3 separate regions of the Homo sapiens genome follow, and regions 1 and 2 are each linked to region 3. The links are chromatin loops, found by intact Hi-C in ENCODE. Cell type or tissue: OCI-LY7. All regions are shown on one strand.

What was found. Peaks named below come from ENCODE experiments on the same cell type or tissue, not always from the same donor. Only the 100,000 strongest peaks of a DNase experiment are listed, where the experiment ranks them.
Region 1: a loop joins it to region 3, with 12 times the contacts of the local background. A loop is called at or near these places in 1 of 110 quality-filtered maps.
Region 2: it touches region 3 in a loop (8-fold over the local background); 1 of 110 quality-filtered maps calls a loop at or near these places.

What each region holds. Positions count from the first base shown.
Region 1 is chr22:48,443,433-48,445,932 of GRCh38, forward strand. No RefSeq gene overlaps it. Among named protein-coding and RNA genes, the nearest start is that of TAFA5, 45 kb to the right of the region's middle. RefSeq lists enhancers at 934-1,063, 2,279-2,500. In OCI-LY7, no CTCF peak of the experiment used is centred here; DNase peaks (open chromatin) are centred at 1,009, 1,399 and 1,819; H3K4me3 peaks cover 1,553 bases; H3K27ac peaks cover 1,442 bases.
Region 2 is chr22:47,917,506-47,920,005 of GRCh38, forward strand. No RefSeq gene overlaps it. Among named protein-coding and RNA genes, the nearest start is that of EPIC1, 290 kb to the left of the region's middle. In OCI-LY7, CTCF peaks have their summits at 1,169 and 1,372; DNase peaks (open chromatin) are centred at 1,236, 1,746 and 2,146; H3K4me3 peaks cover 2,113 bases; H3K27ac peaks cover 2,438 bases.
Region 3 is chr22:48,069,643-48,072,142 of GRCh38, forward strand. No RefSeq gene overlaps it. Among named protein-coding and RNA genes, the nearest start is that of MIR3201, 200 kb to the right of the region's middle. RefSeq lists a silencer at 437-637. In OCI-LY7, CTCF peaks have their summits at 1,339 (motif pointing left) and 1,545; DNase peaks (open chromatin) are centred at 1,309, 1,869 and 2,399; H3K4me3 peaks cover 1,105 bases; H3K27ac peaks cover 2,500 bases.

The sequences.
Region 1 (2,500 bases), 370 kb after region 3:
AGACCCAGAGAAACATCCTATGGGACATTAAGGAAGTAGCCAAGTGACTCTTGGAGGGAGAGAAAGTAAAATAGAAGGGAAGGGAAGGGATGGGAAGGGAAGGGAAGGGAAGGGAAGGGAAGGGAAGGGGGCAGGGAGGGAGGGAGGGAGGGAAAGAAGGAGGGAAGGAAGGAAGGAAGGAAGGAAGGAAGGAAGGAAGGAAGGAAGGAAGGAAGGAAAGAAAGAAAAGGGAGGAAGGGAGAGAGGGAGGGAAAGAAGGGAAGGGAGGGAAGGAAGGTGGCATGGGGTTTCTGTCCCTTCTCTCAAGGGGCTTCTTGTCTGGCCAAGTGGGAGGGTATCCCTGGCTCTCTTCACCCTGCCTTTTTCCCTCCCTCTGGGGACTCCAGAGGCCCCTGCATGGACCTGACCCCAGCAACCCCTCCGGTGCCACACTGTAGGGAGCAGTGGCTGTTGGTAGTACAGACCTTACTTAAACTTTTTCTATGTAAATAACCGATAGTCATAAAAAGGAAAATTGCATTTGCTTTGAGTGGGCAGAAGATACATTTTAGTCAAAATGAGGAATATTCTCCAAGCGTGGCTTCAGCTCATGAATAACAACACTATATTACCTTTTTTTTTCAGGCTTTCAGCTCGACAGAGCTATTTGTCCTTGCGTACCAATGCAACAAATTATATTATTTAATGAAAAATGGGCCAGCCCCAGCTTCTCAGGCAAAGTCTCCCTGTATCAGTGACATTATCATTAATGCATCAGAACCCATGGATCAACCCAGCCTCTGTCTATGGCCACACCAAGAGGGACAGCTCATGGAGCCCAGCGCCCAGGAGATGCCTCACAGATGCCCATGTGCTCACCGATGCAGATCTGGGGCTGCTTAAGAGAAACTTCTTGTGGCTGGAGCTGCCCCAGGGCCCCAGGTGACCGACCTGGCATTGTGCTGGTAAAAGCAGAAGTGAGGCTTTGATCAAAGCTTCTCTGGGATTTGCGGGTGCCTTTCGTTTCAGAGGTCTGCACAGCGGGGCTCTCTCACTTCTTCCCACAGGCTGGTTGGCTCACTCATGCGAGCAACCACATGTCCTCGGCCAGCGCATGCCTGCAGCGCTCACACACGCTTACTGATCTTCCGGCTGGAGGACACATTTGGGAGGGCAGGGCCGGGTCTTGTTCAGCTGCAAAACACAAGGATGCGGGCCCACTCCATGCAGGACACTGAGTGCCTGCCGTACACCCTGAACTGGCTTGGAGAAGGCACTCAGGGCACAGCCAGGCCAGGAGCCACTGGTCTGACTGCCCACCTGCCTACAGAGTCAGTCCTGCCGCAGCTGGGATGTCAGACAGCAGCACCCCGTCTGGAGGAGCTGATGGATTAGCATCTCCAGGAAATTCCAGTCCTGTGGCCAGTGCCATGAGAGGCTGCAATGTAGGCCATGTTTCCTGAGCACCTGCTCTGTGCTGGGGCGGGGTAAGAGGGAAGGAGGGAGGAGGCATAAGACACACACAGATGGTGGCCACCCATGGAGGCTCTGCCACCCCCAGCAGCCCCAAGCCATCCTTCCTGGAATCCTCAAGACCTGGCCGAAATGCAGTTGCCTCTTCCAGCGAGCCCTCCAGAACTCCCACTGGCAGTGACATTTTCTCTATCGTCTGCTGCTCTGCAAGCAGAAACCTCCTCTGCAAGGAGTAAGTCTATGGCACATTTTAACTCCTGGTTACATGGCAGAGTTTTACTCCCATGAAATAGCTGTGAAAACTGAGACCTGGCAAATTCAAGCCCTCCTTGAAGAGGACCGCTTGCAAACAGCAGAACGGGGCAGGACTGTGCATCTTCTGTCTCCAGGCAAGCTGGTTTGAGAGGTCGGTTCACAAGACTTCTCTTTTCACACCTGCGTGGCTCAGGACTGAGGGGTGCCCAAGATTTGGGACTTCCAGTTTTATAGCCAGGAAAGTCCTTGGAAAGCCCAGCTTTCTCTCTGTCCTCGTCCAGAATGACTTGAGGTATATGAAGAATCCAGGAGGATGGAAGTTAAATTAAAATACACACAAATAAACAAGCAAACTACCATCAAAAGGCATGCTCACTGCTGCTGGAGCGAGGTTCACGGGCACGCCTAGCTCTGCAGCCCCGCTGGTCCCCCAGTGCCGAGCACGAAGAGGGCTTCTCAGTCACACTAGCCGGTGAGGAGGAGCTGGTCAGGATGAGTCCCGACCTGCAGGCACCAGCTCCCATGGTGAGTGTGAGTCACACTTGCCCAGCTTCCCCTCTGCCCAGGAAGGCACCCCACTGTAGCCCTGGCAAAAAGCTCGTGTTGGGGCTCGAGAGCGGCAATGTACGTGGACCCTCATGGAAACCAAAGTGTGGGGAGAATGTTTCTTCCCCACCACCCCCAACTTTGTGCCACCTTTCTTTCTTTCTTTCTTTCTTTTTTTTTTTTTTTGAGATGGAGTCTCGTTCTGTCGCCCAGGCCGGAGTGAAGTGGCATGATCTCGGCTCACTGC
Region 2 (2,500 bases), 150 kb before region 3:
AGCAGAAACCCACTGGGTAGGCTTAGATTATTAGTGTAACTCAGTGGCACTCACCCTGCACAGAACCATGAACAGGCACTGCTTCCCAAAAGCAATGGGCCCAATCCCAGGGCCCTCTGTAATCTGTCCTGATGCATGGTTAAAAGCTTAGTATTGCGACTCTTTAATTTAGAAAAATCAATCAAACTTTGACAATTTTTCCTTCTTCCCTCCCTCTCCTTCCTCCCTTTACTGCCTCCCTCCCTCTCCTTCCTCCCTAGTCCCTCTCCTTCCTCCCTAAGTCCCTCTCCCTCTTCTCTCTCCTTCCTCCCTGTCCTTCCTCCCCTCCTCCCTCTCTTTACTGCCTCTCCCTCCTCCCTCTCCTTCTTCCCTCTCCTTCCTCCTTGTCTCTCCTCCCTCTCCTTCCTCCTTCTCCTTCCTCCCTACCTCCCTCTCCCTCCTCCCTCTCTTTCCTCCCTCCCTCTCCTTTCTCCCTTCCTTCTCTTCTTCCTTCAGTTAGGAAGGAAGTGCCATTACATGCCAGGCACTGGTATCAGGACAGGGGATACAAAGAAAATGCCTAATTCATGCAAGTCATTTTAGCTTGCACCCGGTATGTCTTGGATTGCTAGTTCTGAGAGAAAGGAACCAGCGCACCAGGAAGACCCTCAGGCAGCCCCATGGACAGTTCTGTGCAGAGAGGGATCCAGGCCCCCAGCCAACAGCTGGCAACAAATGCCACTCATGTGGATGAGGCCTTGGAAGTAGACCCTTCATCTCAATCAAACTTTGATGACTACAGCCTGGCCAACATCTGACTGCAGACAGGAGAGACCCCAAGCGAGGACTACCCAGCAAACTCTTCCCAAATGTATGGCTCATAGAATCTGTGTACACGATAAAGGCCCCTAAGTGCTGGGGTGATCCATCATGCAACATTCGATAACTGCAACAGACACTGAGCCCAGTGGTTGGTGCACCATCAATGCTCAGACAGTGGTGGCTGCTGCTTCTGTCAAATAACAGCAGTTCCATGTTCTGACAGATGTCCTAGATTATTCCAGGAAGTCGCATGGCTCCAGACTCCCTCCACACCCACAGTGCCCCCTGAGGAAGCCTGGCCCCACAGATGGTGACTGGCGGGAGCCATCAGACCCCCTGTCTGATTGATTGCACTTGAGTGCTAGAGAGGAGGCCATGAGAGAAAGTCACACACGTGAAACTCACACGGGAAACCACAGCCTCTGCACCTCCGCAGGACACGGCACGGTAGCTCAGCCAGAGCCTTGGCGACCTTGGGTGCCCTTCGCGAGCTCCTGCTTCCGGAGCCGGCTCTGCAGCTGTTCTTCCTCCTCTTGTGTCTCTTGTAGCTTATAATAAAAATCTCTCTCTGGGAATTTCTTTGTTCTTTGAGCATTTCTTTGTTTCTTGCAGCCTAAAAGAGCCCATCTCAAACAACAAGGGTCTGGGTGGAGGAAGGGTTAAGGACATCTTATTTAGACTCAAAGAGCCCAATCAAGCCTTCTGCCTGAATGGAATGATTTGTGCAGTTCCTCGGTGAGACAAGAAGCTGCTTCTCTGCTCTGCCTACTAAGAAGGCCTGGATTTCCATACATAAGTAGATAAACACAACGTGCTGAAGGCAGACAGGGAAAGCAAGAAAGAACACACTATTCATTAACTTCTCCGCTTCCTAATAGGATCACCACGGGCTGAGCAACATTTCTGCTTGAGTACCCCAGCACAAAGCCCTGTCTGGGCCTCAGCCACCTGGTAATTCTCAATTAGGCTCCACGGCAGCACTAACGGCTGGCTGTTGGCTCCTACAGGTAGAGCTTATTCAACAAGGGGCCCGAGCTGTATGCCCGGAGATCACGCATGCCCAGCCTGCTGGGCCACCGTGGGCGCTGGGCAGTCTCTCTGCATTTGACCCTTTCATGATGCAGCTCCCAGTTCCCTGGGGTGGGGGCTGAGGAGCCTGGCAAGCCAGTGTGGCCATCCCCAAGTTACTCAGCACCACAGGCAGCAGCATTTTACAGCACATAGGAGGGAGCAAACCTTGCAAAAATGGATCGATAGAGACTGCTTATTGAAAGAACCTTGAACAAGCACATGTGTAAGGATTGAGAATGTGGTGTCTGAACTGGCAGCATGTGCCCAGAGCAGCACAGACCTCCCAGGAAAATGAAGAGAGGAAATCGAGGTCCCAGCAGCCCCAAGGCCCTATCTTCCTGTTTCTGCAATCACAGAGTCTTCACCTTGCCTTTTGCTCAAAGCACCGGACATCAACCTGTGGGCCATTGTCCACATTTGGCTGTCTGTACCTAGACCTGCACTGATGGATGTGGCATGCTCAGAGGTGGAGCAGATTCAGGCTGTTGTCAACAATGGTTTTGAACTCACCATCATGTTCTAAGTTAAATATTCCTCCGTGCATCATCCACCTGAATGGTTGTTCTGTGATCCCTGGAACAAGAAGATAGAGCTCCAAATGGCACAACCAGATAAGCATCACCCACCC
Region 3 (2,500 bases):
GGATCCATCTTGAAGGACTGGCTCCTTCAGGTTCACATTTGTGCACACTTTGAAGGCCTCTCTCCTGGCCTGGTAGATGCTGTCTTCTCCCTAGGCCTCACATGGGCATCCCTCTGTGGGTGTCTGTGTCCTCATCTCTTCTTCTTAGTCCTGTTGGGTTAGGTCCCACTGTAAAACCTCATTTTACCTATTTAATTGCTTCCTTAAAGCCTCTAGCTCCAAATATGGTCACCATGTGAAGTACTGGGGGTTGGGACTTCAACATACACGTTTGAGGGGCCATAATTCAGCCCCAAACATCCCCTAAAGCAATCCTACAAGTGTGTATCCTTGCTCCAAAATCACCTAACACGCATGAAGCCCCTGCTGGGGGCCTTCCTTGTGCTGGGGATGGAAGGCAAGGGAGCGAGGCATTCAGCCTCATTGGTGGCCTTAGTGGAGATGCCGTTGAATGATAGAGGCTGAGTGCACCAGCTGTCCCATGACCCACCCGTGGGGGTTCAAGGAAGGGAGGACCATCCTTGAGATGCCAGGTGTAGCCATCTGACCTCAGGAGAAGGCAGGGACACACGCAGTGGTGCCAGCTGGTTATCTTACAGGCTCTGAGAAGTGCTGCAACGTAGGAAGAAAGAAGTTCCCAGATGTCACCTACTCTCCCCCAGACCCAGACCTTATCTCACAGTCCAGCTGGCAGCCTAAACAAGGACTGTTAGATTTTAAAAACAAGGCCGGGCGCGGTGCCTCACGCCTATAATCCCAGCACTTTGGGAGGCCAAGGCGGGCAGATCACAAGGTCAGGAGATTGAGACCATCCTGGCTAACACAGTGAAACCCTGTCTCTACTAAAAATACAAAAATTTAGCTGAGTGTGGTGGCGGGCGCCTGTAATCCCAGCTACTCGGGAGACTGAGGCAGGAGAATCACTTGAACCTGAGAGGTGGAGGTTGCAGTGAGCTGAGATTGCACCATTGCACTCCAGCCTGGGTGACAGAGCGAGACTCTGTTTCAAAACAAAACAAAACAAAACAAAACAAAAACAAACAAAAAAAGCACAGGATGCTGATTCAAGTTCAAGTTCAGATAAAAAAAAAAGTTACCGCTTTAATAGACTAAGTCTGCATTAGTCAGCTTGGTTGCAATAACAAACACCATTGGCTGGATGGCTTTAACAACAGGGGTTGATTTCTCATAGCTCTGGAGACCAGGGAGTCCAAAATCAAAGGGCTGGTAAGGTAGGTTTTACTCTGAGGCCTCTTCTGTTGCTGGCTGGTTGGTGGCTGGCAGCTTGCTGCGTGCTCACATGACCTCTTCTTTGGGAGAGAATGAGAGCGTCCTCTGGTGTCTTTTCTTATAGGGGACACCAATCCTAGTGCGCCAGGGCCCCTCTTCATGACCTCATGTAACCTTCATTACTTCTGCAGAGGCCGTATCTCCAAGTGTGTTCTCATTGGGGGTTAGGGTTTTCAACAGATCCATTTTGAAGGAACACAACATTCAGTGTATAAAGAATCCCAGGTATTGTATGGGACAAAATTATACTGAAAACATTCATTGTGTACCTGAAATTTTGACTCTGAAATTAACACATCATCCTGTCTTTTTTCTGGCAGCCCTAACTTAAACGCAACCTTCATGCAAAAGGTCAGGCAGGACCCGGTGGTCAGAGACTCGGGCCCCTTAAGGGTTCCCCAAGTCCTGAATGTGGTGTCCGCTCAGCACGCACACCTCCCCATCCCCAGGTACTGGATGGCTTTCTGAAGAAGACCTCCTGTGAACACTGCTGGCTCAGCTTGTGTCTGTCTGGCGAGAATGTCCAGGCCTGAAAGCAGGTGCCTGCAGTGTGAGTCCCTGGTATGAGTCCCAGCTGCATGTTTTGAGAGAATGCACTTTTGAGGGTCTGTAGAGAGTTGCAGATATTATATGTGGATCTACCAACACAAGCATCTGGTCCACCACAAACACCTGCGGATGTAAAGCCCCCTCACCCTGCGCAGACCCCTCCTGTGGAGAAGACTGAATGCACCCGCGTACCCAGCAGGCTGACACAGGGATGGATCGATCGTCTTAGCAGCCTTTCCTCTAAATTCCAAAAGTATTTTTAGTCATAACCGTGTTACAATATTGACCCACTGTTTAAGTTCTAAAAGAATTAACAATTTTCAAATAATAAATTTCCAAGATATCAGAACTCAATGAAATACTTCATGTGTGAGACAAAATTTGCATGTGCCAAATAAAATATTACACCACGAAGTTTGCAGGCTACTTCTCTGTTTCGGATTTTAAATGTGGGTAAAAACTTCAAGTGGCCACACAGAACCCCGGAGCTGCCGTGTTCCAGGGCCTCTTCTGTGCAGTCCCCGTGCCACGGCTGCTCACTGCAAATCAGCTCCTTGGACAGAAGCCAGTGCAGTGATGCAGAGCAAGGCCACTGATGCTCTGTAAGTCCCATACGCATGTGACCTTTGGCTTAAAATCAACCCATATGGCTGAGCCCACC